Regions from separate parts of the Mus musculus genome. Here region 2 is linked to region 1. Evidence: chromatin loops called from intact Hi-C (ENCODE). Cell type or tissue: left cerebral cortex. All regions are shown on one strand. Each heading gives the region's core, and the rest is flanking DNA. Links, peaks and the distances in the headings are about the cores only. Region 1 has its middle 34 kb from the start of Rtca. Region 2 overlaps Cdc14a (CDC14 cell division cycle 14A).

Region 1 (15,992 bases), core at 7,124-9,623:
CTTCCATTTCTCAAGTGCTGGCAGGCTTGCCCCACTGTGGGGGTTTCAGTAAGAATGGCACCCATAGACTCAAGTTTGAATGATTGGGCCCATAGGGAGTGGCACTGTTAGAAGATGAGAGCTTGCTGGAGTAGGTGTTGGAGGAAGTTGTAACTGTGGGTGCGAGGTCTGAGGTCTCATACACTCAATCTAAGCTTAGTCTCCTGCCTCCTTTGGATCCAGATACAGAGCTCTCAGCTCCTTCACCAGCACTGTGTCTGCCTGCACGGTGCCATGCTTCCCGCCATGATGATATTGGATTAACTCTGAACTTTCAGCCAGCCCCAATGACATGATTTCCTTTAACCTGCCCCGCCCCTAGAGGCGTTGTGGGTATGACTACTGTGTCACATGTGTATCAGTAAGTGACAGAGAGAGTGTTCTGACCTGTGTTAGCAGCCTAACACCCCCCTGAAAAAAACCAAGCCTGGGATGACCACCATTCTGGCACCTGTGGGCCCTGACGAGGGAGATGTCCCGAAACAGCCGCTAATCTAGCACCACACAGATCTTGATGGTCTCCCAGGGTGGGGAGCAAGTCAGAGACAGGACCAAGGGAAAAAGCTGGACACTAGAAGAACCCTTCTGAGGGTCATTGGTCCCAGGAGGGCATGAGCCTGAGAAAGATGACCCCCGCATGGGGCCACGCAGGCTCCCGGGCAAAGAGTGAGCCTAAGATGAACTGGCACCATGGGGCCTGAGCAGGGAGCTAGCATGAGATGACCACAGTCCCGTGTTGCGCGCAGCCCTGTGGGGGCAGACCGTGCCCAACATGACCCCTGCCCAGAGTCATAATGCACGAGCGGGGCATAGCTTTCCTGAAACCATTCCTGAGATGACCCCAGACACCCAAAGACGCCTCAGGCTCATGGGAGAGCTGACTCCACCCCTAGCTAGCCGCAGTACTAGGGAGAGCAGGCTCCGCTTATCACCGAGAAAGCACAGGAGAGCTGGCCTTGGTTGCAAGAGTTGCGGGTGAGCTGACCCATGCAATAGAATGGACAAGGAAGAGAAATCTCCCCCCTCCTCCTTCCTCCTTCCTCCCTCCTCTGTCTTCTCACTACCCCACCCCCACCCCAATACCTGAGGCAAGTGGGAGACCTGGCCCTGGGGTCATAAGAATAGGAAAGTCAGTCCTGTCCCTCACCAGCTGCAGAACTAACACTTGGGAGAGCAGCCTTGAACCTCGCCTGGGCAGCACAATAGAGCTGACCCTGGTGGCAGGGCACAGGCGAATATGTCCTGTTCTGAGGTCATGAGCATGCAAAATCTGGCCCACCACTTGTCTGCTGTGTGGTGACATGGACGAGGGAAAGTTACCTCTCACCCCTTGTACGGCAGGCAGGAGAGCTGGCCCCGAGGTCATGAGACCAGGAGAGCCGGCCCTGCCACCTACCTACTGCTGCCCTCAAAGTGGGCCCTGCACCATGCCTGGGCACTATAGTAGAGCTGGTCCTGAAGGTGGGGTGGTGGGTGAGCCAGCCCCAAGGGTCTGAATGTAGGTGAACCAGGCCTACCTCTTGTCTGCTGTACCAAGGCATAGGCAAGGGAGAGATCCCCTCTCTTCTCTTTGCCCCTGCGACCTACAGTGGACAGGGGAGCCGACCCGGCTGAGGTCACGAGAGCAAGAGAGCTGACCTGCCCCTCACCTTCTGCAGCGTTCGGGAGTATGAACCATGCATCTCACCTGGGCAGCACAGTGGAGCTGGCCGTGATGGTGTAGGCATGGACTAGTGTCAAGGGTATGAAAGTGGGAGAGTTGGCTCCTCCCCTTGCTGGCTTTGTCACTGGATAGTCCAGCCAGGGCAAGGTATGAGAGCTTAACCTGGTAATGTGGGTGCAGCAGAGCCCAAGGGCAGACCAGCTCAGGTACCTCTCAAGGCCAGATCCAGGACTTTGAGTTGGCCCACTTCTTCATCTACCCCATAGATGAACTGGAATTATGCAAAGAGCCCGATCCAAAACTACAGGCTCTCCACGGGACAACAACAGGATATCAGGAAGAGTCCCAGCGAGGTTCCAGTGTTGATAGTATAGCAGAAGCCAGAGACCTTGGACCAAGCCAACGACTCATTGAAATGAGTCTTTGCAAGTAAAGAAATGTGAGGGGAAAAAACGTGGGACACACTATTTCCACAATTTTTTTCTTCTCTGTTGGGGGGAAGGTTGCAAGGGTGGAGAGCAGGTATTAGGGGAGGGGGTGATGAGTGGAATTGGGGTGCATGATATGAAATTCACAAAAAAGTTTTTTAAAAAAGTTTTCTTTTATAAGTGTTGTCGTGGTCATGGTGTCTTTTCACAGCAATAGACCCAAACAAGAAAACAAGACAACAACCACATCCAGCTTGTTCAAGTATCTCAGATCTCATTCCTAAATTCTACTCACTTTTTTTTTGGACGTAATAAATATTTTTTATTGGATATTTTCTTTATTTACATTTTAAATGTTATCCCCTTTCCCAGTTTCCTGCCCTCCCAGAAGCCCCCTACCCCATCACCCATCTCCCTGCTTCTATGAGAGTGCTCCCATACCCACCCACCCACTCCCGCCTCCCTGCCTTCGAATTCCCTGGGGAATCGAGCCTTCACAGGACCAAGGGCCTCTCCTCCCATTGATGTCCCACAAAGCCATCCTCTGCTATATATGTGGCTGGAGCCATGGGTCCCTCCGTGTGTACTCTTTGGTTGGTGGTTTAGTCCCTGGGAGCTCTGGGGGGTACTGGTTAGTTCATATTGTTGTTCCTCCTATGGAGCTACATCTACTCATGTTCTTTATGCATGTCCCTTGTCTCTAACCAACACATTTAATTTTTCCTTTAGTAGTTTGAACATATGGAATATAGTTATACTATTTCAATAGTATCTGCAAATCCCTTTGTTGTTAGTTGAGTTTATACTAATTTTTTCTAATCCCAGTGTCATTGCTCCCAGCGTCATTGCCTGGTAATGCTTGTCTGTTCACTTACTTGCTTGTTTTACTTGTTTTTTGTTGTTGTTGTTGTTTTTTAATAATTATTTATTTATTTTATGTATATGAGTACACTGTAGCTGTCTTCAGACACACCAGAAGAGAGCATTGGATCCCATTACAGGTGATTGTGAGCCACCATGTGGTTGCTGGGATTTGAACTCAGGACCTCTGGAAAAGCACTCAGTGCTCTTAACCTCTGAGCCACCTCTCCAGCTCCGTTTTGCTTGTCTGTTTGCTTGCTTTGGTGCTCAGACACGCTCACCCTGTTCTCTGCCACTGAGCTGTTCCCTGGCTCTGGTCACTTATTTTTATATCAAACACTGTTGGGACTTTTACCTTTTTATGGCTGGACATTTTTTTGTATTCTTTTAAATACATTGGTTCTGGGCCATAATTATGTTACTTAAAAAATAATGTTGCCTTTTTAGAAGTGTTACAATATTTATACTTTTAAATTTAACAAATATTTATACCAATAAAGACACAGGAGGCATAAACTGAGGTAAAAACCTGCTAGCCCAGAGAGCTAACTTTATTTTCTTAACAATATATAAAATATCAACTTATGAGACTGGCTCTACAACTAAACAACTAGCTCTTTAGAAATCTCCTTCAATTTGTCTCATTCTACTGTGCTCCTCTACCTTTCCCTTGAGCTCCTCCAAACCCGAGAGAGCTTCTTAGCTCTTTCCTAGAATATTGTTTGACCTGCGTCCTGCCAGCTGCTGTTCTGTTGTTCCTGTAAGCCAAAAGAGAAAATCCCTCTTTATCTCCACACTGAGAGAGAGAGAGAGAGAGAGAGAGAGAGAGAGAGAGAAAGATCCAATTTCTATTAAAGAAGTCTCTCGCTCCTCCCTTATACCCTTGGCAGGCTGAGCCCTGTCATGGTGGGTGGGCTCCAAGCTAGTAGGGGCCAAATTAGTAGGGTCTAACCCTAACCCTACCTTTAACCCTAAATTCTAGCCCTAACCCTAACCTCAAGGCTGTCCAGTTGACTTTGCCTCAGGTCATAGAGCAAAGACCACAAGAACCTCCCCAAAGGAGTTTGTCTTTTTTTTTTTTTTTTTTTTTTTTTAATATCCCTGGCTGTCCTGGAACTCACTTTGTAGACCAGGCTGGCCTCGAACTCAGAAATCCGCCTGCCTCTGCCTCCATGCGCCACCACGCCCGGCGCAGTTTGTCTTAAAATAGACAGGATTTTCTTCAGCATTCTTTTCTATGGAAGCTTTTAGAAGCACACCCAAACCGCATCTCTTCAGGATGCACCTAACTGCATCCGACAGCTTCCACATCTATCTGAGTTTGTATATTTTGCTAACAACTGGGTTTTCTATGTACAACAGTCAAACATCCTGTAACAATGTGTCTCAGCTTTTACTTGGTGGCTCAGTACCGCCCAGTTAGGAGTCATGACTAGCCCGAGCGAGCACTCTGCACCTAATTCACTTGCTGGTGGTTTGTGGGGTTTTCTAACTTGGCAAAGGTTAGGCATGGTGGTAGGCAGGCTCACCTCCCAGGCCTGGGTGAGTGCAATTCCTCTAATCTGTCCATTTGATTCTTTCCCAGCCTAAGGTATTGAGACACAGTTCAGTGCTTTACAGAGTACACAAGAGTGGACATTTCTGCAGGTCTCCCTTTGAATTCAGACTTGAGATGTTGTCTCCCATCTCTCCAGTAGTCTGTCCTGCCAGCTCGAGGCAATCAAGTCTCTTCAACATCCCATCCATATTCTCAGCTTGACAGCTACAGAGGTTAGGTAGAGCATTAGGGCCTGGGATGGAGGGATGGGTCTCCCTAGGACAGGGAAATAGAAGAGATGGTTATGAATGGGTAGGGTTGTATGTGCTGGAATAGGGGGTTAAATAGGGAGGGAGAGGAAGACAAGGGAGGAAATATGAGGAAAGACTGATAAAACTCAGGGCCATTTGAGGGGTAGTATGGAAACCTGATACAGTAGAAGCTTCCTAAAACACATGCATGAAGATGCTCTCAATAAAAAGTCCAGATAACCAAAGAGACAGAGCCCAACTGGCTATGTCTCATCATCAAATAAAGCTTCCAGGACCAGGAATGAGTTACATATAATCAAGCTCTTGGCCAAAGAGGTCCCACGGGAATCCCCAAAGGACCCAGTGCCTACCTAGAGCGTTCACCCCTACAGACAAGTGTACATGGCCCTGGAAGGTACTCTGTAGGCCACCAAAGGATAAAGGTAAACACCAACCAAGCTACAAACTGATTCCCAACAGTGAGTAGCCTATAAGATGCACTGGTGTAATAGGGGCTCAGACTTGTGGGAGTAACCAACAAATATCTGATTTGAGTGAAGACCCACTCCATGAGATGGAATGCAAACCTAATGCTGATCCGGTGGTCAAGAACCTAAGACTGGATAGGCCCAAGGGCCCAAGGGAAAAATGGAGCACTACTGTTCTGCTAAAGGAAGGTAGCCCTAAAGTGACTCCTAACAACATTTTGCTATGCTCATAGATCCATACCTTGCTCAGCCATCATCAAAGAAGTTTCCTCCAGCAAGAGATAGGGGGCAAATACAGAAATCCACAGCCAGAAAATATGTGGAGTAAGAAACCTTGAACAGCCCCAAAAGGGATATATCACTCTAAGAAATCCCTCCCTCGGGGAAGAGGAGGCAGAGTGTGAGAGCTTGAGGGGATGGAGAACAGCAAGGAATCAGGCAGTGTGTGCACAGGGCCTCACAGGTCTGCACCACATGGGGTCCTAGAGCTAAAAGGAGAAGAGAATACACACCTGCATCCCTAACCAAGACTCTGCAGTCTCCGATTGATGGCCACTTGCAAATGCTTTTTCCACGTGAGTCTCACTGAGGAAGCAAACCACTCCTAAGGGTCAGCCGCAAGTCCCTGAGTAGACAGCCAACGGAGAACAAAGACAGTGGCACCTTTGAAGGTTCTTTGTCTCATAATGTTAAGTCGGGCATTTTTTAACAGTCTATGTCCTTTGCATATGCATTATGGCTTCTAGTTTTGTGATTTTTGTGGGATCCCTGTGTGTGCCGATGTGCGTCTTGGCGGCTGTATGGATTTCTTGTGCTTTCTCTTTGGCTCATTTTCTTGTTTGGCTGTTTTGTGCCATTTAAATTTGTTTGCTTTTGTTATAACTTATTTTATTTATTTATTCCATAGAAGCTTGTTTGTTTTCTAATGAGAGACAAAAAGGGAGTGGATCTGGATGGGGTGGGAACTGGGGTGGGAAGGGAAACTGTAATCAGAATATACCGCATGGAAAATCTATTTTCATTTTATATGTACATATATATAAATTGAGGATCTATGCATATATAAAGAGTGGAGATACACACACACGTATAGGTACAGGCATAGGCATAGGCATAGGCATAGGCATAGGCATAGGCATAGGCATAGGCATAGGCACAGGTACAGGCATAGGCATAGGCACAGGCACAGGCACAGGCACAGGCACAGGCATAGGCATAGGCATAGGCATAGGTACAGGCATAGGCATAGGCATAGGCATAGGCATAGGCATAGGCATAGGCATAGGCATAGGCATAGGTACAGGCATAGGCATAGGTACAGGCATAGGCATAGGCATAGGCATAGGCATAGGTACAGGCATAGGCATAGGCATAGGCATAGGCATAGGCATAGGCATACATATATATCCACAGCTCGGGGATCACTGCAGGGCCCACCTTGGCTTCTCCTCTCTGTGCTGTGGCCTGAGAACTTTACCCTGGCTGCAAGGAACAGCCTGTGCTTGTTTCCGTATCTCAGGGAACGCTGCCTCTCATTGCTTGATAGTTACTATCTTAGAAATTGCCATACTATATTTGGCTCACCCTTTAAGCTGTCACAGGAAGGAAGGTAGCTCTAGTCTGTCCTCCCCACCCATCTGTGCATGTGGCGCACGCGCGCGCGCGCATGTGTGTGTGTGTGTGTATGTATGTATGTATGTGCATGTGTGTGTATGTGTGTGTGTATGTGTGTGTGTGTATGTGTGTGTATGTGTGTATGTGTGTGTGTGTATGTGTGTGTATGTGTGTGTGTGTGTGTGTGTGTGTGTGTATGTGTGTGTTGTGCATGTGCACATGCTCTCCCCAGTTGTATGTGAGTACCCTTGAGAAGGAGAGAGGAGCTTTGAGCTAGCCTCTACATTCCAATTAGTAGGGACAGACCGCTTTGTCGTTTGATAATTCCCTTGTCTCCACCTCCCATCTGCTGTAGGAACACAGATTACGATGCATACTGCCATCCCTATTACATGTGCTGTGGGGACTTACACTCAGGCCCCCACTTGAACAGCAAGTACTTTACTAACTAACCCTCTCTCAGCTGCCCCCCAACCCCCATCCCTCTTCCTCCGTTTTGGTTGGAAGAAGAAACATAATTTATTTTATTGCAATATTGTGTCAATATATACAGAAAAATAATTATAGAACCCCTTATTCATATATTCTAATTTGCTTTTCTCTTGCTATGATAAACACCAGGGTCAAAAGCAATTTGGAAAGGAAAGGGTCTATTTCATCTTTTTTTTTTTTTTAAGATTTATTTATTATTATATATAAGTACACTGTAGCTGACTTCAAACAAACCAGAAGAGGGCATCAGATCTCATTACGGGTGGTTGTGAGTCGTTATGTGGCTGCTGGGATTTGAACTCAGGACCGTTCAGAAGAGCAGTCAATGCTCTTACCAGCTGAGCCATCTCGCCAGCCCCAGGTCTATTTCATTTTACAGTCATCATCAAGGGAAGCAAAGATCCAAGCTTAAAAGGAAAGCTGTTTACTAGCTTGTGCCTTACCTCGAATTAGGCTTTCTTACACAGCCCAGACCCATCTGCCTAGGGATGGTACTACCTACCCACCATGGGCTGGGCCCTCCTCCATCAATCAGCAGTCAGGAAAAAGCCTCCCAGATGTGCTCATGGCTAATGCGATGGAGGCCACTTTTCAGCTGAGGGTCTCTCTTCCCAGGTGAGTCAAGTTGACGAAACCAATACAGACCATCACAGCCTATAAATCTTCTCATTGTTCTCCTACTGACCACGGGGTGTGTGTGTGTGTGTGTGTGTGTGTGTGTGTGTGTGTGTGTGTGTGTGTGTGTGTGTGTGTGTGTGTGTGTTATGTGCAGGTGCAGGTTGCACAGTGTGGATGTGGAGGTCAGAGGACAACTTTGTAGAGTTGCCTCTGTCTTTCCACCTTAACATGAGTCTCAGGGACTGTACTCAGACGACCAGACTTCAGTGACAAGGGCCACTGAGCTCTCTCCATGGTGCATGAGTAGTTCTTAACTAAAGAAAGCATTTTAAAATCTCATAAGTTAATTCTAACTATCCAGAAAATAAATAAGATTAAAGTCAATTACATTAATTTTAGGGGACAAATTCGGCTTGATTCGAATGAGACAAAGTACTGATTGCTCTGGTCTGTGTGTGACGGTTTTCACTACCTGGACAGTCATGACTCACTTCCCCCCGAGTTTGTCTGTGTGACTCACTGAAGAGCATTGATTCGTCTGCACAATGCACCATGATGTCATCCGGCCTCCGCTCCCTTCAGCTACATCGCTTACACGACGATCCCAGCCCTGTTTCCTTTGGTACCTGTGCAATTAGATGTGCAGCTGAATATGAGATTGTGACAGTGCGTGGCTATTCAAAAGGGCATGTTAATCATCCTGAATATACTCAAGCTTTTTAAAAAATAATCATAGACTTAGAAAAGTGAGCTTTAAAAAAAAAAAAAAAAAAAACCCACGCCAGGCACACCATGCTGTTTGATATCAATTCTTTCAATGCAGGGCAATAAGACATTTCTCAAGGTGGTCGCCACGTTGAAAAGGTCAGAGATGTATTTGAATCAAGAGAGATGCTAAGTAGAGGTATCCAGTCAGTTCAAAAGCTCTGATAATGAGGAGGGAATGGAGGATGAGGGTGCAATTAACTAAATAATACTTGCAAGAGAAAAGAGGGGAAATGCTAAGAAAATGACAGAAGCAACTGCACAGCGCAGAAGAACATGGTGGTACAAAGAGATAAGTAGGACTCTTCCTAAGATGGACAGGACAACACGAGGCACAGCCTGGCCTCAAAGAAAGGAGAGGAGAGAGGAGGAGAGAGGAGAGAGGAGAGAAGAGAGAGGAGAGAGGAGAGAGGAGAGAGGAGAGAGGAGAGAGGAGAGAGGAGAGAGGAGAGAGGGGAGGGGAAGAGGGGAGGGGAGGAGGGGAGGAGGGGAGGGGAGAGGAGAGGAGAGGAGAGGAGAGGAGGGGAGGGGAGGGGAGGGAAGGGGAGAGGAGAGGGAGAGGGAGAGGGAGAGGGAGAGAGGAATCTGGGAAAGAGGAAAGGGAGATGCAGGGGAAGGAAAGGAAAGAGAGGGGAAGAGGAGAGGGGCAGAAGGAGACAGGAAGGTAGGGGGAGAGAAGGGGAAGGGAGATAAAGGGAAGGGGAGAGGAGGGGAAGGAGATGGAGGGGAGGGGAGGGGAGGGGAGGGGAAGAAGTAAAGTATCCAGGATCTTTGTGACTAACACATATATTACAGAGTCATACCAGGCAAATGAGGAAAACTGGCCAAAGCTCTATCAACAGTCAGAATGTACATGTGGATCGTGAATGGCACAGTATTGAGTCCTCAGGCCTCTGAGGGAAGGTGAGTCTGGACCAGTCTGTCGGGAAGAGTTCAGCAAGACAGAAAAGAGCACCATGAGATGCTACCTGCATGAGATGGACTGCAGCCATTCAGGGTCTCCATGTCCATAGCATTGTGGATCTGCTTCTGTTTTTCCTTGGTGGGCCTGTCATCTCTCTTCAACCTCTGCCTTTTGATAAATGTCATCCTACTGTGTGGCTTAAGAACCCTTCCATCTTCTTTTGTGCTTCATTCTTGGCTTTTTCATTGGCTGTGTGTGTGTGTGTGTGTGTGTGTGTGTGTGTGTGTGTGTATGGTATGTGGTGTATTGTGTGTGTATGTGTGTATGGTGTGTGTATGTGTGTGTGTGTGCGCGCGTGTGTGTATAACACACACACACACACATCATTCACTATCTTAGTTTTTGAGACAGGATCCTTGACTGAGCTGAAGCCCACCAGGTCAGCCCCCCAGGATCTGGCTGTCTCCTCTCTCCACCCAGGACTGGGGTTCCAGGCACTGTTGTCATCACATCTGGTACTCATTGACTGTGGTGGCTCCGAACTCCCATCCTCAGGCTTGTGGAGACTTTTCCTCCCAGAGCCACTGCCCCAGACGCTGTGGGTCTGGTCCGTGGTGATGTTTTGTGTCATTGTTTCCCTAACTTATCCGTTCTCCTCCTCCTCCTTGATGCTGTCTGTGGACAGTCCTCTAGGGGATAGAGAATTCCCTAGAATGCAGCGGGGAGGAAAGGATCATTCAAAAAAGTCTATAATTCCCAGAGTGAGCTCCTTATGGTGCCAGAAGAGTTCAATGGAATGGCAGGAGGACTATCTTGGTTAGCCCTTTAAACCTCCAAGTCCTCTTTGGCAAGCATGTATGACTTGCAGTCTGAATAATTATGTAAAACCTCTCAAATAGTCTGGTCTACTTGAGGGAAAAAAAAAAAAAACCTCGAGTGTTTGACTCTCAGAGCTATGCAAGAAAGGTCAGTTGTCTACATCAACCTGAACAATACACCTCGAAGCTGGGGTGGGAGACTTCCAGAAAAGTAAGAGAAAGGACAAAAAGGCTCCTAGACTTTGATAGAAACTCTTTTTTTTTTTCTGCCATTGACAGAGAATGGGGAAACCTGAGATGCTTCAGGAGGGAAGTGAGACGCCATGTCCTATTTCAGCTCAAAGTCTCTTCAAGAAGGTCACGTCCCTCACTGTTGACACACCCTGATTTGGAGCCATGTCAGTGTGACACCAGTCCAGTTTCTCATCACTGGACACTCTTTTACTGTGACAGTCAGTCCTCTGAGTGCATGGGCAGCTATTGAGTTTGTGCACGAACTGAGATCTACAATGACTAAGTATTTCAAAGCAAATCAGATTTCTATAGCAGCTAAAATAAAATTATTATTCCAGGGCCAGAGAGTTGACTAGTAGGTAGAAGTGCTTGCTGCGATGCCTGGTGACCTGAGTTCAGTGCCCGAGTCTGTCCCAGATGAAGTACATTTTTATATTATCCCGGTGAAAACTCCTTGGTTAGGTTATTAACCTTAAGAAGAGACCCGAGAAGCTGCGAGTCTGGCATTGAGCATCAGATCTGTCTGTCTCTGCTGGCTCTGGAGGCAGCTGTGATATGGCTGTGGAAGAGCCAGCCACCTGATACCAGTGTGCATTGTGCTGGGGGCCTTTCTCATGCCCATAGACAACTGCTCTGCAGACTCGAGCTGGTAACTTGAGTATGGGGACGTGCTACTTTTTGAATCAATGCTAAGCAAAGGGGAGGAAAAGATTTTGGGGTTGTCTTTCTCCTTGTGTTCCTGAAATCTGATTCAGTCAACAAACAATAACAACTTGCACCTGTTTCTTCCACATGTTAACTTGAATTCGCCGTCAGGTCTTCCAGCCTTGGAGCAACCTGTAAATCTAGGCTACTGCTCCTTTAAGGTGTGATCTTTAAGGGAACTCTTAAGGCAGAATCACATGGGAGTCCTGTGGAAATATAAACAGATTGGGAGTGGTGAGATGGGTAAAGGCACTTGGGACCAAGCCTGAAAACCTGAGTTGAGTCTGTGAGATCGACGTAGTGGAAGAAAAGAACCAACTCTTGAAAGTCCGTCTGCCTTTTATATACATGGCATCACACACACACACAGACACACAGACACACACACACACAGGCACTGGTGAGAAATTACTGTAATAAAAACTATAGATGCCCAAGTCACACCCAGATTCCCCCACTCAGAATGTCCTGGGAGAGGAGTGGACTGGACTTTTATATCTATAAAGACGTGTATTGCACTGAAGTTTGAGACTCACTGAGAGCACAGAGAGATGGCATCAGAGAGGCTGAAGAAGTCTCAGTCTGAGTACTAGAATGGAACAGCACGGAAACCAGGGTTAAGTAGTCAGAGGCTCCAATATTCTTTGCCTGCTCAGGGAATCAACCCTGTGAGCACTGCAGGTTAAAACCTCTCTTCAAGCTGGGCTTGGTGGTATGTGCCTATAATTCAGCAGTGGAGAAGGAGAAGCAGGAAGACTGAGAGACCAAGGACAGCCTCAGCTACATAGCAAGCTCAAGGCCAGGCTGAGCTATATGAGTCCCTGTCCCAAGAACAAAATAATAAAAATAAAATATCTTCCTTTATCCTCTTTCTTTATTCCTCTTCTTCACAGCTTATTTTGATATCTTTCCCTAGACTCATAGTAACTTGAAAAACAGAAAAATTAACTATATAACTATCCTAATTAGACAAATGTTTTGATATCTTACCCTCATATTTAGCATTTTGTCTGTGTGTTGGTTTGTTCGTTGAAACGGGATCTCACAGCCCAAACTTGCTTTGAATTTACACTTCCAAAGTTCAAGAATTACAGAAGTACAGCTGTTTATACATGGATGCAACCACATCTAACTTTTTTTTAAAGCTATTTTAGCCAGCCACAATAGTACACGCCTATAATCTCAGCCCTCAGAAAGCTGAGGCAGGAGGACTGTGAATTTACTGCCAGCCTACATAGAAGACACTCTCTCAAGACAAGAAGAATGCCTTTCCCTAACATAGGCATGATTTAGAAATTAGATTCTTGATCAGAAGAATGCTGTGTCAAACACCCATTAGAACAGACACAGCCTAGGCCTTCCTGCACATATGTAGCTTGGTCTTCACGTGGGTCCCAAATAACTGGAGCAGGGGCTATCTCAAAAGCTGTCGCCTGTGTGTGGGATACGTTCTTCTAGCTGGGTTGCCTTATCTGGCCTCAGTGTGGGAGGAGGCACCTAGGCTGGCAGAGACTTGATGTGCCAGGGTGGAAGGATACCCAGGGGGCCCCCACCCGCTCAGAGAAAGGGAGGGGTGGGGGGAAGGATTTGAGAGAGGGTGACCAGAGGAGAGCAGTAAGTGGGATGTAAAGCGAATAAATAAAAAGAACAGACATAGTCCGGGAAGGCAAGCTTGAGTTTTCAGGGAACTGAAGTTGCCATTTTTTCCCACTGTTATGAGGGTGCCTAGGGGCCTCTGGGCCAGGACTGCAGGGGCCAGTCTTGGTCCGTGCCGTTGAGCCCATCCATATATAACCCTCATCACCTCCACGGTGGCCACTGAGAAAGCATGAAGGTAACTACAGAAGAGATGCCATGCTGTGAAAAGCCATGGTGATGTCTAGGTGACATGGCAAGGCACTGTCACAGCTAGCTCATCAGTGTGCGAGAAAACCAAGCCTGATGAGAACCAGTGAGTCAGATTAGCCGTGACTCTTCAACCCCGTGCACATCTGGAGATGACCGCAGCTTTGCCAGATCTTGATTGCAATCTTATGAGATTCCTTTAGCCAAAAATACCCAGCTATCTTGTTCTTGGATTCCTAGTTGTGAAGTAATAGATTGTGACGTAATAAATATTTGTTGTCTCAAACTCCCAAATTTGAGGCAGAGGGATTTGTTCTTCAGCAAGAAATAATTGAGAGTGTTGTGGAGTTAATAAATGTCCTACCCAATACTGCTGCTGAGGAGAAACCCATTTTTTTTTTCAGCTGCACAATTATACCGTGGCCATAGCTCCTTGGTCTTGTCACGTATCGTAGGATCTTTCAGAGGAGACTGGGCTATAAAACAGCTCACTGAAGGCTCACAGTTGTAATGCTAGTTGAAGACAAGACTGAAAGGCTACAGCCCATCCTTTAGGATGTGTGCTATTTGGGGGATCAGCAAGAAACATGGAGTACTCTTTCTTCTACAGCCAGAATGTACTACACTGACAAAGGGGGCCAAAATGGGAACAGACTTCCCCACCATTACAGTTAATTCCGGCCCACAAACTTGTGTTTCTCATCCTGTGACTCCAATCACTGTCCTTTACTTGAATTCTTCCACCAGAGGTCACAACAATGGCTCCACTGAATCAGAAGATGAAATTCCCACAGGCCACACTGAGCTCTTTGTTCTATTAACCCAGCAAACAAAGAAGGGCTCATCATTTTTTGCTGGTAAATTGCTCCATGTTACTAAGGGTAAATTGAGTGGTTGCTGTGCCAGTGGAGGCAGGGAGGCCAACGTCTGCAACCCAGGACACTCTGGGAGAGGCTTTTGGGTCCTATCAGAATCTGCACTAAACATTAAGGCAAACGAAGAATAAATAGAAAATGGTTACTAATGTTTAGACTCTTTGGGAGTGAAGCATTTCCATTAGTCCCACTAAGAATGTCTAGCTGAGACTCCATTGACGGTGTAGCAGACATAACAACACAGGGTTATAACAAGTACGTAAAGGCTCTTCCTTGTTTGTTGTGTAGATATTGATGCGTTTTCTTTTCTCCTCTTCATTATTCCACCTTTACTTCATGTCAAGGTTGTTACTCCCTTCCTTCCAGTCAGTTACTGGTCAGGGAGAGTCCTGAAGCATCTAAAACAGTACCCGCTATTATCATTCCTCTTGACAGCCCACAATAACTGAGACCTTTTTGCTGAAGCCACTGCATGCCTTGGTTACAGGACACAGAGAATTCAATAGTGGCCAAGAAACTTGACTGCTGTTCAAAGTACTGTGAACAGTTACTGTGATTGCTCTTCAGTAGATAAGACGTCTATAGCCATTCCGGCACCAGACCCCAGGTTCTGGGAACATTTGGGACAGAAAGAATGGAAGAGTCAGAGGATGGGGAGGAGGATGTGAGTTGCTGAACGCTGGACAGGGCGTGGCTGTTACACAGGGGAACACACAGCAGCTGAAAGTCACAGAATCTGCACAGGATCAAACCAGTTAAACATTCCAGGGAGGGAGGGAGGGAGGGAGGGAGGGAGGGAGGAGCTCCAGAGGCCCCACCTCTAGCTGAGGAGCTGAGGGGTGCTGAGCTAGAGCAGAGTCTCTTTTCTTTGAGGGGTATGTCAGTTACTCACGACCCAGTGAGTACATGACCCCACACCCAGGTACATATGGGCAGCACTAGTTAGACTTAGTGGCTTTAAAAAACAAAACACAAGTAATTTAAAAGAAGAACATGAAGTTAGGAAGGGGGTATGATGGGAGAATCCTGAGTAGGGGGTGAGAGGGGGGAAGGACCCTGGGGAGATGGGGGTAGGAGAATATATTCAAGATACATTATAGAAAATGTATGAATTTTTCTTTTTTCTTTTTTTTAAAGATTTATTTATTTATTATATGTAAGTACACTGTAGCTGTCTTCAGACACACCAGAAGAGGGCATCAGATCTCGTTACGGATGGTTGTGAGCCACCATGTGGTTGCTGGGATTTGAACTCGGGACCTTTAGAAGAGCAGTCAGTGTTCTTAACCGCTGAGCCATCCCCCCCCCCTTTTTTAAAGATTGAACTTTTCAAAGAATAAATAAAAATGCTTTTAAAAGTATTGTTACTGTGGCTAGCTTTACAGGTCACTGTTTTAGAATGTCCAAGTAGGACTGCATAGAACAGACATGACCACCCCAACGAGGCTATGGTAACTGATGGAACTTAGGGCAAATCTTTCCAGTAGATAAAAACATCTTTGTAAAAACAGTTGTCCTGACTTATTGGGCCAAAACGAAATGCTATTGAAATAGAGCTCTGTAAGTAGGCACTGGACTCTTGTCACTTTTCCTCACGGTATGATTGAACATCTGACAAGAACATCTTAAGGGAGGAAGGGTCTGTTGTGGCTTACAGCTTGAAGGTGCAGTCCATCGTGTGATGTCAGGACAGCAAATGTGCAAGGCAGTTGGTCGGATAGTGTCCACAGTCAGGACTGATCAGTGATAAACACTGGTGCTCAGCTTGCTTCTCCTTTGTACTCTGTTGGAATTCCATCCAGCCCATGGGGTTGTGTGGCTTACACTTAAGCTTGTTCTTCCCACTGCAATTAGT
Region 2 (15,992 bases), core at 8,389-10,888, 140 kb before region 1:
GCAGGGGTGCAAAGATGGCCCAAGGGGGTCTGGGAGGCAGAGATAAGGATAAGAGATGAATTAGAAAGACATTTTGATTGGGTCACAGTGGAATTTAAAATGCCTGAAGCCTCTGACCTTGGAATTCATCCATGAAAAGGTCTCATTAGAAAAGGGAAGAGGAAGATCAGATGTGGTGACACATACTCTAGTCCTGAAACTGAGGAGGCAGAAGTGGGAGAATCCTGAGGTTCAAGTCCAGCCAGGGCAAAATGTGTGAGACTCTGTCAGAAAGAAGAGGCAGGAAGAAAGGGAGAGAAGGAGAGGAGAGGAGAGGAGAGGAGAGGAGAGGAGAGGAGAGGAGAGGAGAGGAGAGGAGAGGAGAGGAGAGGAGAGGAGAGGAGAGGAGAGGCGAGGCAGGAAGAAAGGGAGAGAAGGAGAGGAGAAGAGAGGAGAGGAGAGGAGAGGAGAGGAGAGGAGAGGAGAGGAGAGGAGAGGAGAGGAGAGGAGAGGAGAGGAGAGGAGAGGAGAGGCGAGGCGAGGAGAGGGGGAAAGGGAGGGAAAGGGGGAGGGGGACAGAGAGAGATGAAATCTAGTCAATAGCTTTGTTTATGAATAGTCTAGGACTAGGCCTGTAACTTAGTGGTAGAGAGTTTGTTTTTCCTGCATAAGGCTTTAGGTTCAATCCCCAATACAATAAATAAATAAAACCATGGACTTGAATTATTGCATCCTCCCTGGTCAAATAATGAAGATAATCTACTCTCCCAGAATTAGGAAATGCACGGTATTTGCTCAGAGCTGAGAAACAGTCATAACGTCTAATGGTGAAATACACATCCTTGCTCATCAATTTTTAAACCCAATCTAATTTAAGAAGTATTAAAAATATAGAAAATGAATGTCGTTACGTCAGGTTTTTTTTTTTTCCACAGTTACTTTATTAAGTTACATTGGCTTATCTGGGATGTACGTGTGTATGCACACAGAGGTCAGGCAGTGATGATCAAACATCCGTTATCTCCTTCACCGTGTGGATCCCAGCAATCAAACTCAGGTGGGGGCAGGCATGGCAGCAAGCACCTTTACCTGCTGAGCCATCTGCCTGGCCGCCTTTTTGATATAACTGTTTCCCAGGGGCATCTCTGGACATTTTATTTTTAATTGCCTATCATGAAACTGCACTGCTACAGGAACCTATACATGGTGCGTAAATCCGGACTTTATGCAGGAAAAAAATAACAAGGGTTTTACTCAGCACAAACTGTGTGTCCACTTGACAGCAATACTGCTTAGAATGGACATCAAATGTGACATTGAAAGGGCAGATAGTCAGGTTCATGCCCATAGATGCCTGGCCTGGCCTTCCCATTCACCTTTCTGTTTGCAAAGCGTACATGCACTGTTAATAGACGAGGGGTGTGTGTGTGTGTGTGTGTGTGTGTGTGTATCTCGTATTTACCTCAAGTACCTTCTGACCCAGATCAAGCATCAACACAAACAAGAGGCTAAAGTTTCCCAAAGCTTCGGTGGATCCTCTCTTTAACATGAAGAAACAGTTGCAGTTAACCCTCCTGACTCTCACCTCACTATGAACTGCTTCAGTCACTCTCCCTCCGGATACTTGACAAGGCTTAACTTCAGGAGGGGCTGCCGCTGAGCATGCTAAGAACAGGCACCAGAACCAGTGGGACTCGGGGGGTTCCAGTTTGGGTCCCTGTCTGGGGAGCAGAGGGGGCTTCTTCCTAGAGACTCCCACGACGACTCCTCATGCAGGGAGCTGCCTGGTTCCCCCCCCCCCCCCCAATCAGGCTCCTAATCCTCCTGACAGCCAAGGGATGGTGCTGCGAATGTTCAAATTTCTCTGAAACTGAAGTTGCTTTCCCCCCCTTTTAAAAAGGAGTCTATAATTTTAGGTCTATAAAAAGAACCTACTTAGCACTCCATCGTTGGGAGCTCTTACCACAGGGAACAGAATAGGAGTACTTCACTAAGTTTCTATTAAAACTTTAACAAAAAAAAAAAACGTTAAAGCATCCGTAATTAAAGGGCTCCCTGGCACCGCGTGACAAAGGTGCAGGGTGCTCTATTTATAACAAAAGCTTTAGACTACCAGTCCTCCTTCTGGCTCCCAATAGGGCATCAGTATGCACATCACAGAGTAACAATGTTGCTGTATTTTAGATGAATATTGATGCTAGAAAATGCCCCCAATGTACAGCCGTTCCTTTAATGTGGACTGCAAACAAGGCCTTGTGGTGGGTTTCATACCTTTGCCACAAATTAACTGTGTCTAATTTGCCCCCAAGTGCCGCTGTATGTTGACACATGGCATTTTCCTTCTCTCCCCACTCCCCGGGGAGAGTTCATTTAAAAAGGATGGGACACTCACTTCCACCTCCTTTAGTTCAATTAAAACACTGAGTGCTTCTTGAATTTCCAGAAAATTAAGCTGACTTAATCAGGGCAGATGTCAAAGTAATTAGCAAGCCCAGGTAGCTAAGTACGCCATTAAAAACAAAACAGCTGCAATTAAACCAAAGGTGTGATGTGTTTAAAAGAACCCCGAGTTCATTAACAGGAGGGGAAAGGAGAAAGCCACCTCACATGTAAGTGATGCCCGGCATCAATGTGACTCCTCTTTAAGAGCTCACTTCAACACTTTAAAAACAAAAAAGGGATAGTGGAAATATGGGGAGAAAAACATTTCTGCCATGGGGGGGGGGGGATGTGTATACATTTCTTGTGTCTGTGTGTGTGTATACAATTCTTAAGAGGTAAGCATTCACAGGTAGGTGATATATAGAGAAAGCCTGTCTATCAACAAGAATATTTAGCCTCAGAGTTGTCTTTTCCCAGTATTTCTTAGACGCCACATGCCATCGAGGGAGACACTACATTTAAATTTAAGCTTTGTCTGGGATACACTGTTCCCTTGGAATCATCTGCCACCTCTGGCTTTTACAATCTTTCCACCTCCACTTGCCCTTAGATCCCTGGGCCTTGGTGGAGGCTGGGGAGTGATAAAAAGGCATCCCACTTAGGACTGAGTGCTCCCAAGTCGCTCACTCTCTGCTCATTGACCACAGTGGATCACTGCTAATTCCCATCTACTGCAAGAGCAAGTGATGCCCACGTGAGCTCACAGAGGCTGTGTCAGTGCTCACCAGAGCTGCACAGGTTCAAGCATCAAGGGTCCCAGCATTGAGACAGGGAAGCAGACACAGGGTTCCAACCCTAACCAAAAAGCCATTTCCTGACAATGGGAAACAGTTTTTCCCAAGAGAGTCTCCCTATTCGTATTAACCACATCCCAGGGCATGCCCCACTCCCAGAAGTTAGTTGACCAACACAAGATGAACCCCATGTCTTTGTGGGCTGGGGAGCTTTTGTTTTGTTTTATTTTATTTTGTTTGGGCTTTTTTTTTTCATCTTATTGGTTTTTTGTTTATTTTGATTTTTGTCTTTTGTTTTCTTGTTTTGAGAGAGACAGAGAACATGTCTCTGGGTGAGTAGGTAGGTAAAGAGGATAGGAAAGGAATTGGGGGGAGGGGAAACATGATAAAAAAAATACTGTATTAAAAAAGTATATAAAAAAGGAAAGCTATGCCCCCCCAGTCAGTTGATCCAAAATATAGCTTATAAATATACAGATATACACAGAACCTTGTCATAATAATACTGACTAGGAAAAGGCCAAATTAATCCCCTAGGGAAAATGCTGATTTTTTGTTTGTTTGTTTGTTTAAATAGGAAACTGAACTTCCTTCAAAAGAGACGATCGGCGTGTCCCATACTAAAGCTTCATTATCACACTCCATAGGCTCCCAGGTTCTGACACATGGCATATGGGAATGGTGGGCCTTGTCCTGCATGTGAGCAAACTCTAACAGCATGGGACCACCACCATGTTACCAGAGTTAGGTCAGAGGCTGGGTCCCAATTGCCCTTCCCCCTACCCCACCTCGAGACACACACACACACACACACACACACACACACACACACACACAGAGCCAAGTACAGCCACCTATCCGCAGTGGTCTAACTAAAGATATATGTGAGAGTAGAAAACAGAAAGGGGGATTCACTCAAGGTGTTGTAGTGAAGAGTGTGACCCCCCTCTTAAGACTTGCAAAGTGACCCGACAAGTTGTCAGTGATATGAAAAAGAGAGAGAGAGAAAGAGAGAGAGATCTCCCTCTAGCTGGCTTCTCCCATCAGGAAAATGCTGAGGAAAATCCATTTTCGTGGGGTTCATAATCTCAACAGCCTGATAGTCAAACGCGGCTGGCACAAGATTCTATTTAGAGTCCTTTCGTTCCCGCCGGGAGGGTTACAATAAAACAAACTTAGAGTGCCAAAGAAACGTTCAGAACAAGCCAGCTCTCTGCCCCAGGAGAGACCAGAAGCAAAGAAGAGAGCAAATGAACACCTTAGTCTAACAACCCAGAGAGAGGACTACTGTCCTGCAAGCCAGGGTCTTCCCCGCACAAAGAAGGGCGAGAGAAGAGCTGCGCCAAAGGTAGATGCAGCCTGGCTTCGGGAACCATCCCTAAATCGGGGGCCATGTGCCGGTCGCTTCCCTGTCTTCCCAGGCTGCTGGGAGAAGAACGCAGCCTGGCATCACTGCTCAGAGCTCACATGTTCAGCAAAGTTCCTCCACCTACTCAGATCTTAAACATAGAAACAAGGGCCTACAAAATGGTATTTTAATTTCTGTCAGAACCAAAGCCACACTGTCTGAATAAGGCAGTTACAGCAGCGCTCCGCACATGAAAAGAACAGTACCATCCCCAACACCTACTGGCCGATTTGCATAACCGTGCAACAAAAAACCGCCTTTGTGGACGCAAAGCCAATGTGAGCAGCGCCACCTCGCGGCACCGTGAAGAGCTGCGAGTGGCATGCTAGAGGCTTCATTCCCAGGAGTGATTCGTCTCCGCGGAAATGAAGATCACCAAACTAGAAAACCCACAGTGGAATCTGAGCTCCTTCCGACTTTAATGTAACGCTCAATTTTAACTGGAAATCTTGCGTTTTGATTTGTTAAAAGCTGGGACCTACACTTGCTCTACCTGACCAGTGCCCACTCCAGAAGCCAGGTATTCACTTGCACAGCAAAGTCTTCCAGTTAATTCTGAGACAACCCACATCGAGTAATGGGTGGGAAGACCCTCTATTCTATGAGGCATAAGACTTAGGGGAGGGGCGGCGCGAGGGTGGAAGAGTAGAGAGACCCGAAAGCCATCGAGAGGAGCTAGGAGGAAAGTCAGTAAACCTGCCAAGCAAGAATGGGGGTCCTGCAGTTAGAGCCAGACACTGTCATGACCCAGATATAATGCAGGTGCCCGTGAATGGGGAGTGTAGAGAGAAGAGAGCCCCTGGGACTCACGGGCCAGTCAGTGTAACCAAAAAGGCAAGCTCCTACTTCAGTGAGAGACCCTGTCTCAAAACTACAAAATTGGAAGACTTGAGTTGTCAAACTCTGGCATACACACGTGTGAACACACAGACACACGTACGCGCATATAGAAACACTAAATGTCAGATGATGGAAGAGTACGAAGAAAAGATGATCAATTCTGAAGGAAGCGTTACTTCCTTCTAGTGGTGTTCAGAGTCAATGCGCCTGGGCTCAGAAGAGTCACAAGTGCATGCCATGACTTGTCCAGAAAGCTGGGCCCCACCACCAAGGCGATTAATCCTTTCTTTAGGGAAGGGATTATTAAAATGGGCTCATGTTCCAACTATCTAGTACAAAAGAAAAACATCCCATTGTATCCTATCACCCGCAGGTCTGGCTCATTATTAGGTGGGTCTGGGCCCGCCCTTTCCCAGCACAGTGGCCGCTGAGAGCTCACACACACCTTTGCAGTGGACCGCGATGGCCCCCTCGGTGTTCTCACAGATGTTCAGGAATCTCCGCACGATGTTATCGCTGGGGGTGCTGCCGTCTATGAAGAACAGGTCATAGTGCTCGAAGCCAGCGTCTGTGAAGCGCTTCGCCTCGTAGATCTTTTTGTTCAATCTCACGATCGTGGTCACGTTGTTCTTTTTGAAGTATGGAAAGTAGGCTTCGGGAGCGTGGAGAGGGTAACCTACAGGCAAACAAGGGACAGTCAGCAGAAAACCACAAGGAGCCATCAAAGTAGCGGCTGACCTAATTGAACACCAGAGGCGACTACAACCTACAAAAATAAAAAAATAAAAATGGCAGCCTCTGGATGACTGGCCAAGAATCCAGAATCCAGGAAGCATAATCTTGGAGACCCCAAACAAAGGCAGTTCCGAAGTACTCAAATGGACAGAGCAGTGCTGGGGTGATTTGGGGCGACATTCCTTCTTGAACAGTATTCTTTAACAGATTCGTTTCAGCTACAGCGAAGGCTTTTTGGAAGCTAGAGGTAGCGTTTCCATCTATAACACCACTCCCCGTGAAGCAGGGTGGTGATTAATTATCATATGCAATGTCCGAGTCACACCTTGTAAGCTTTCTCAAAACCATCTCCTTAAAATAACAGCTGGGAACTGTGGGATGGAGGTCCAAGGGTGCCACTGGACAAGAGAAATATGATCAAGGGCCCTAGTGCACAGCATGTTGCCTATAGTTAAAAACAGCGTGCGGGACTGGATCCATGTGTTAAATTTGACGGTCGCTTCATAGTATATACATAATTTTAATCAATCATATGTGTAGCATAAACATATGCATGTCCAATAAAAATATTAGTATTTCAAAGTAAAGTTAAGAGAGTAACTTTTGGTAGACCCTTTCTTGACAGTGGGGGGAGACAATCTCCACGTGTCCTGGCATGTCCCCCAGCAAGCAAGCATTCTTGTTACTGATCTACTCTTGGCCGGTCATCCAAAGTGACCACGGGAATTTGGGTCACTGAAAACCTTGCCTTGCAGCCCAGGGGTTAAGAGGACTAATTTCCTAACACACCAGTTACCACCAATCACTCATTCAGGATTCACCCATTCAGGGTTCGCCAGCTGCTGGCAGATTCCTGGCAGCCCAGGCAAGTGAAGTGACCTCATTCACAGGGATCACGTGCTCCGGAGTATGACCCCGAGGGGATCACGTGCTCTGGAGAAAGAATGACCCCGAGGGATCATGTGCTCCGGAGTATGACCCCGAGGGGATCACGTGCTCTGGAGAAAGAATGACCCCGAGGGATCATGTGCTCCGGAGTATGACCCCGAGGGGATCACGTGCTCTGGAGAAAGAATGACACCCCCCCCCCCAGATCACGTGCTCCGGAGTGAACCAGAGGGTCTCCATACTATGCTCTTGGCTGCACCCCTGCTCACCCTGTCATTTTTAAAAATTTTCTCTCAGCTCCAAGCCAGGCTTCCAACTCAGTCTTTGTAATTCTGGGTCCACCTACTACTCCATGCAGACTACCCTTCTAGCATACTTCCGTTTGCTCTCAAAGTAGGAGAGATGGCAAGACAACCAAAGGAAACCTTTCTTCCCGTCTGTCAGCACTTCAGCCAGAGCTCCCATCTCGGCTTGGCATGCCTTGAACCGGCCAGATGTCTTCCCTGACAGCAGAGTCTCTGGTGCATTCCCTTCAGAGCCCTGAGGACCAGCAGAGGCTCTTCCTCCACGGGCCTCCGTCCTCCCAACTCCCCTTTGTTTCTTTCATCCCTCAGCCTCAAAGGAACCCACTACCTTCTCCATCGCCCTCTGCATCCTTCGTTGCTGTCTTTCTTCTTAGTCTCACTGTAGCAAACTCCCTGTACTAAATTTCCTCTGAATGCCTAACATCAAGAACTCTGATGACAGATGCTGTTGGAGACGTGTGGAAAGTGGAACTTTTATTCAATGTAGGTGGGGTGCAAGCTAGTACAGCCATTGTGGAAATCCTCATGGAGATTACTCAAAACATTAAAAACAAATGGACCGTAGGACTTAGCGTACCACTCACTATATCCAAAGGACTCCTATCACAAAGATACCTACACATCCATATTTATTGCTGCCCTATTTACAATAGAAAGGATTTAGAGCCACCCTAGATGTCCATGAACAGAGTGGATAATGAAAATGTGGAACCAATTCACAATGGGATGTTACTCAGCTGTAAAGAAAATGGAATTTCCAGGGGGGAAAAATGGATGAATCTGGGATGTATAATACTAAGTGAGGTGTCCCAATCTCAGAAAGACAAAAATCCATATGTTCTCTTTCATCTGTGGATCCTGGCTTGTAATATATACATGTATGTATGGAAATGGATGTCGTTACAAATAAAGCCTAGAAAACTAGGAAAGCAAGAGAGGGTGAAAAAGAGGTGCTAGTGATAAAAAAGCAGAGCAAGGAGGGACTGACATGAAAGTCAGAATCACCAGGGGAGGTAACAAGAGAGGGCTGGGGTACCGGGCCATGGGAGGGATGATGGAGGGCTGGGCATCAGCAATGGGAGGGATGATGGAGTGGGAGGGATGATGGAGGGCTGGGCATCAGCAGTGGGAGGGATGATGGAGTGGGAGGGATGATGGAGGGCTGGGCATCAGCAGTGGGAGGGATGATGGAGGGCTGGGTACCAGCAGTGGGAGGGTTGATGGGGAGGAGACTCTACTTAAACACACTTCTTTCAAAAATAGCACAATAATATCTAAGACTGTGTGTGCTCATTTAAAAAGATTAAATAAATAAATTTTTTAATGAGTAAATAAAAATTCCTTGTGGCTGGAATCCCTGGCCATGGTCCTGCTCTCCTATGTAAACCCTGCAGATACATTGTTTCTTCACCATTTCTAGTTCTCCAGCCTTCTCTTGCCATTAGTGAGCTACCCCACACAGTCAATAGATGCCGTTCACTTAGCATGGTATCAGGACATTGATATAATGATGATGACAGTAATAATACCTAATTTTATTGATCACTTGCTATGTCCCCAGGCGCCAAAGTACTCTATCTGGATTATCTCACTAAACCACACAGTTACAGAATAACTAGTGCCTGGATAGCTTACCATGCACACATAGCTAGCCAGCGTTTACACCCTGTAAGTCACACTCTAGCACCTGTGTGGGTGATTGTTTCAGGTAAGGCTCAATCAACGCCATTCCATTTATCAGGACACCAAGTAAGAGAACAGGACAAGCTTTTTTATTAGAAAGAAAGAAAGAAAGAGAGAGAGAGAGAGAAAGAGAGAGAGAGAGAGAGAAGGAGGGAGGGAGGGAGGGAGGGAGGGAGGGAGGGAGGGAGGGAGGGAGGGAAGGAGAGAGGGAGGGGGGACTTTGAATTAATTAAAACCAAGAAAAATCATCCAAACGTGTGGCAATGTCACTGTCATGTTGTGAGGGACTGGTTAGTCTTTTAATATCAATCCACCCAGGGTTGATTGGTCGCTCACCCAACCCTTACCGAATCTTGCCACTAGATGGAGACATGACATCAGTGAAGCACAGGACCCAGAGGTGCTAAAGAACAGGCTAAGGAAACAATTTCAGAGCTAAGAGACTTCAATTCATCGTTTCCCAGACTTCCCTTTAAAGTTGGGAAAGTGGGGGAAAGCTGAGGGAAATGACTGTTCTAGGTATGATAATAAGGTAGCCAGAACATTGGGATAAAAAGACAATTGTGTAGCTGCTGAGGGACCTGCCACCTTGAGGCCCTTCATCCATGTCTCTAATCCTATCCTCACTAGCTGCCCAAGACGTGGGTCTGTCCCCTCATTGGGCTATACAAGGGAACTAATGCTTCCAGAAGGAAGGACGCTCACAGCAGGTTCCACAACCAGTAAGGGATGGGGAGCCAGGCCTCCACCTGCCTACAACGCTGCGCTTATTAAATGGACAAACAAACACTTTGAATATCTGGAATTCTGTCTCAAGCTACCCTCCAACTGCGGCTCCAGGGACTCTGATGGCCTCTTGTGACCTCTGTAGGGGATGTGCTCTGTGTACACACCACCCATGACATACCTTCCCACACACACATATACACATAATTAAAAATAAAATAAACCTGCTTTAAAAAAATAAAATATAATAGAAGTTTAGCATTTAACACACAAATTAATACTGTTCAATTTTGAAAATTATGAACAAATATTCCTCAAAGGATATTAGCCAAGGAAGTGAATTATATATGGAAATACATTATGGAGAATGTAATGAAAATGAACTACAATAGATGTTTACGTGACACAGGAAAAAATGACCTACCATTCTCAATCTTGCTTTTAGGATGCGGTCCACTGAACGCTAAAAACTTTCCTGGAACGATCCAGTTGAAGTCTCCGTTTTCAACTCGCTGGCAGAATTTTGTGAAAAAAGGAAAGAAAAATAGTTTATAGTGTTTCTACAGTTTAAGAAGTCCTTACAAATAACGTGTCACACCGTCAGTACTAGATTAATGGGACTTACATAAGGGGAAACTAATATATAATAATAGATATAAAAAAACACTATAGTATCACCTCATTTAAGAAAAGTTTCTACTCAGATGATAAAAAATACAGACTGTATGAAAGGTTGTTTGTCTGAAAGTAAACTTGTCAGTCTGCAATGAAATTTTATTCCAGGAAAAAAAAAAAGCACAAAAAACAAAAACAATAGGTCGAGGTAAGGGAAAATATAAGGACTCTCATGAACATAGCAAGGAGGCTTTAAATAGTGAAAAAACTATAACTATCTGGGTCACAATAAACACAATCGCTTTTATTCTTCTTGTTGTTGTCGTTGTTGTTGGGAGTAATTATGCCTACAATCAATGCTGCTTTAAAGACTGACAAAGGGCAGGAAGGAGGGACGAGACACCATAAACCTCTCGGCCACAGTCGCCTGCAGAGGGCGCCAAGCCCAAACAAAGGCAAAAAAAAAAAAAAAAAAAAAGGCAGGCGCTTCTAGCCCTGGCTAACTGGTGACCCTGGGAAGCTGACTTAACTAGGTCTGACCTTCCAAATGGACTTTTCAATGAAATCTTTCTTTGACTGTTGACTATCTTTAAATAAGTTTTTAAACCCTATGAACCCAAATAAAATGTATCTGCTGGCTGACTGATGAATACTTGTCAACCTTTGGTCAGCAAACTCAATGTGCTCATCAGCAAAGGCCTACAGGCCAAGAAATGGCTCGCCTTCCCACACTCCAGCACCTCCTCCATCCTCAGTGGCTTCCCTGTCCTTGTGCTACTAACCCATCCGGACTAGGACATGGATTGGTGAAACCCAAGACTTTGCCAGTGACCAGGGGGCTCCTATGTAATACATTAGAAAATATTCACACCCCCACACCCAACTCCACCCCTGGCCCAAGTCTCCATCTACATCAGGAAAGCAGCACGTTTCTGTGTAAAGAACACTTCCTCTGGCGTGGCGGCCTCCACGGTAGGCATCTAAGCCAATTAGAGCTTGGACTCTTTGGCAAGTACAAAATAAATATGTATCAAATACGCTAGAACATCAAGGCAATCAGAGCCACTACCTCACTTATGTTATCCACTGTCACTTCCATGAAAACCAAAACCTGACTGGCCAATTTATATTCCTAAAACATAATAACATCTCTCCAATCGTTAAAAAAAAAAAAAAGTATTTTAAAAAAGCTTTATATGGCATCTTGAATGTGTATCCACTATAGTAACCCAAAGATAAAAAACAAAATCACTCTACAACACCCTATAAATCTTGGAGATGCATAAGCAGATGTGTAGCTATCTCTTTATAACAATTGCTAAGGGATTAAACAATTTGTTTAAATAAAAGTCTAAATGAATGATCTACTTTAGAAAGTGAAGAATAAACATGAGCTTCAATTATCAAAAGACAAAAGCATGCCCTGATCAATAGTGGAAGACAGTGGCTTTCTGTGTCCACTATTTCTGTATTCTTGGCCACTAAGGAGGACAGATGAATTTATTGAATATATTTATACCTGTTCATTTTGATTATAGTTATCTGCTTGGTTAAATAGTAACCTTTTATAATCGATCATGTGAATAGAGACAGTGAGATAAATTCACTCACAGAATCAACAGAATTGTGTTGGTAAACCTTCCTACCTAAAATGGTGAACACTGGGGAACACCTGGCTCTATTTGGCAGCCTAGGAAACGTTGCTAAAGTTAAACAATGAGAGCTTAGATTTAAATTTGAAAGAAAGGTCACAGCTTTTAACTGACCTAATACATAAAAGATTGCTCCGGTAATGTTCCAGAACAAGGATCTATCTGTATGTTGCAAGATACTTGATCATGTTGTAAACCCCAAGACTGTGTTATTTACTGAAAAGATCTGTTTCTAGTTGTGGTGGGGCTCAGCCCTTAGCACACACCTTTAATACCAAACGATGATGGTAAAGTTAGTTTGTAATTAAGAAGTGCCCATGTTTGAAAGTGATATCTAATGGTGTGGCAGACAATAGAGAATCAGAGAGAGATTTGACAGAAGAGGATAAGCCCAACTCTTGGGAAAAGAGAGAGGAAATGAAAGCTATGAAAGAACAGGTGCAGACAGAAGGAGGAGGCAGCTTTACTGGGACGGTTTTACAGAGATTGGCTGAAAAGAGAACAAGCTAGACACAGGTCAAAACAAAATGAGCCAGAGAATGAGAAGGAGCCAGAAGATTAGAACAGATTGCCCAAGTCATTTTGAGGCCAAGCGGAGCGATTCAGGAGAGGCCAAGAGAAGAGCAAAATCGAATCTGTCAACTTGAAGAGGCATTTGAGCCAGAACTGCTGAGTTGAGCCAGCTAGCCAGAATTCAGAAAGAACTAGGAAGGGGTGAGCTTATTCAACAGTAATTCTCAGAGGCTGAAAACATTCTAGATTAGATTGTCCAGAGGCTAGAAATTTCCAGGACTAGGCCTAAGTTAGCAGACAGAGGTAGTAAGCCTCAGAGATGACAATTGCATCAGGCAACTAAAAGTTACTTTATATCTGTGCCCCTTTCCCGGTGATTTCTACAATTCTAACATGCCAATGACAGAATATTTAAAATGACACAAATCTGTTGTCCTAATTAAACTTCAAAGAATCCAGATCAGGCAGGAACTTCAGGTACTTTCTAACCCTACCACATTTTGTAAAAAAAAAAAAAAAAAAACCACGTAAGCAGGCATGAGACGTGAACATTGATTTAGCCCCGGCTGAGGTAAAGCTCCCTACCCATCAGATACCAGTTAGAAAGCCGCACGTGACCTACACTGTAAGATAGACGTCTCATTCCTGCGATGGGTGTGTTTAGATACTGTAACGCACCATACTTTAAGATTCTCCACTTCAGATTTCCCTTGAACAGCCAAGTTGCTGTTCCTAGAATGGAATCTGACTGGAAAGTATCAGTTTCTATACTCGCAGAGAATATATTTATGTCTGTGGTGTACTGATCACAGAAGCACAAACATTTGGACTTTTGCCGTTATCATAGGTCCACAGTGAACACAGAAAGCCCCTGGGGCTGATGGCAAGACTATCAATAAAAGCTGTCTAGGCTGGCAATATGTGTTTTCCATCACTCTACACGATTTCCCAGGAAACAAGTCAAGAACTATAACTTTAGGCTGGAGAGATGACTCAGCAGATAAGAACACTGGCTGCTCTTCCAGAGGACCTGGGTTCAAATCCCAGCACCCACATGGCAGCTCACAACTCTCGGTAACTCCAGTTCCGGGGGATTCAACACCCTCACACAGACACACATGCAGGCAAAAACATCAATGCACATAAAAAAAATAATAAATAAACCTTAAAAAAAAAAAAGACTGTGACTTGTTGCTATGCACAAAATAATAAAAGGGATTCTCAGTGCTTTTATTTGGGATTGACAAACATCAGTTATGATGAAGGCAAACAGGAACTACATCCCCACTCTGCAGAACAGTACCCTATGTAGCTCATTTCATTCCCAAAGTAAGCCTAAGAGGAAAGAGCTGCGACCTTTTTCATTAAGGAAAAACTGCACCACATTTGCCGTAAACCATCCAAAATACTCATCAGCCAGAAGGCCGGCAGAAAGAATGCTTCAAAAACTAAGACAAAAACTTCAATGTCTTTTCAAAAATTCATTTTAAAGATGTTTTGGCATTTTCCTTAACCTCTGAATCAATAAATTCACACTGACAGGACAGCTTTATTCCATAAACACAAATAATGCCATGAAGCTGGACCCTTTATGAGCTGAAAGCATAGTCAATATTTGAGCTGTTGGGTTAAAATCAAGTTTCCATGCTTTGGTGCCAGATCACCATCAAGCTCCAGACTGGCTTTGGTTCTACTTTTGAATGAGAGTGTGGTGGAAGAAAGGGGGTGCGCGATGTGGGATGACTGCGTCCCCTCAACTAGTAACAACTGGAAGTGAGAGGCACGTTAGTAGAAGGCAGTATGGAAGACAGACCGTGGGCATGGGAGAAAGATAAGGCGGGGTTATTTGAGAGATTGTTTCAACAGTCTAGGCCAGTGAGCACCTGCAGACTGTGGCTCTGCGTTCCGTCTCGATGCTGGGGTGTGGGAACTCTGATGAGCAGACGAAATGCAGGATGCTAACTAGGCTGCATTTTATCCTACGCCGCGAGCTTGCAGGAAGCACCGATGAACGCAACCTAAGATGGGGACCCCAGTCTGGGTGAGAAATAACACAGGCTGAGGCCAAAGCTGGGGTTCCCTAACTCCCTGACATCAGATCAGGAACAGAGGGGGCCGGAGTGCTGAGGATGACGAGCCCAGGCGGAGGAGAGCGGGACTCCAGTTTAGCTAAGCGGCAAGTGTCTGGGAGCACTGAGGGGCCTTCTGCAGGAGACTTAGGCAGAGGGTCTGGACGGCAAAGGTTTCCCCCTACGGAGGGACTTGATGAGAGAGAGAGTCCCTGGTTACAAACTGTTTATTGATTGTTTATCGTGCAGAATAGGTGCATACCACTTCCTCGGGGTGGACCAGAGATTAAATACCTTTCGCAGGAAGGAATGTCCGGGAAGGGATGCTTTTGGCTAAACCCTCAGGGCCCATCTAGATTCCTCATTAGCGTGGAGAACTCTGTTCTGTGCTATGTGTCTCTTACTTTATGTGGGGGGTGCTGTGGTCATGTGTTCCAGGCCAGGAATCAGGTTGGGGGTAGAGGAAATGCCTCGCATCCTCATGTATGAGGTGCCGGGGTTTCTGAACCCACTCAACCTTACTGAGTCCACTATCTCACAGCCGACTTAGCCATAGGATGTGAAAATCCAGTATGCTTGCTCATGTCATTTTAATCCTCAAGACATAAGGCCTGGGGACAGCAGTACACACGTTGTTATTGTCACTTAAAAGTCAGTGTACTTGAACCACAGAAAGCGCGTTCACAGAAATCATGAGGTCCTAGAACATCAGAGTTCCAGGGAGGACAAAGGGAAGAAAAGGGGCTTATGAGAAAGGTTGAGAAAGATGACCAGAGATTGCAAGAGCCATCACATTACATAATGAGGAAGGAAAATGACTGACTTCACAATCAGAGGCAGGCCACAGGACCGAACCGGGCCTGTTTGGTTTGGGACACTCCTATGTTGACAGGAGCATCAAACTGTAATAGTTACAGAGACCACACCTCAAATAGTTTAGAAGTTGAAGGAAGAGGAGGAGGGAGGGAGGGAGGGAGGGAGGGAGGAAGGGAGGTGGAAGGAGGAGGAGGAGGAGGAGGAGGAGGAGGAGGAGGAGGAGAAGATGAAGAAGAAGAAGAAGAAGAAGAAGAAGAAGAAGAAGAAGAAGAAGAAGAAGAAGAAGAAGAAGAAGAAGAAGAAGAAGAAGAAGAAGAAAAAGATGATGATGCTATCTATCATCCCAGCACTTGGAAAGCTGAGACAAGAGGTCTGCTATGAGTTCCAGGCCACTGGGACTACATTGAGACCCAATATCAGGATAGCAAAAACCAAAATGCCCAAAGACACAGAGAAAGAAAGCAGGACAGGGAAAGAAATAAACCAAACAGAAATTAAAGAGGAAGGGGGAAAAACCATAATTGTTTGGGAGAGGAAAACCTTTCAAGTCTTACAGACTTAGTCGACGCCATCTGTATACAGCAATG

The links. Peaks named below come from ENCODE experiments on the same cell type or tissue, not always from the same donor. Only the 100,000 strongest peaks of a DNase experiment are listed, where the experiment ranks them.
Region 2: it touches region 1 in a loop (3-fold over the local background); 9 of 42 quality-filtered maps call a loop at or near these places.

What each region holds. Positions count from the first base shown.
Region 1 is chr3:116,466,269-116,482,260 of GRCm38, forward strand. It overlaps the pseudogene Gm26358. Among named protein-coding and RNA genes, the nearest start is that of Rtca, 34 kb to the right of the region's middle. In left cerebral cortex, for the core only: no CTCF peak of the experiment used is centred there; a DNase peak (open chromatin) is centred at 8,542.
Region 2 is chr3:116,322,631-116,338,622 of GRCm38, forward strand. Cdc14a (CDC14 cell division cycle 14A) reads right to left here. Exons shown (of 16, transcript NM_001080818.2): 8 at 10,165-10,252; 9 at 5,849-6,079. Among named protein-coding and RNA genes, the nearest start is that of Gm46839, 73 kb to the left of the region's middle. In left cerebral cortex, for the core only: CTCF peaks have their summits at 9,375 (motif pointing right) and 10,774 (motif pointing right); DNase peaks (open chromatin) are centred at 9,388 and 10,790.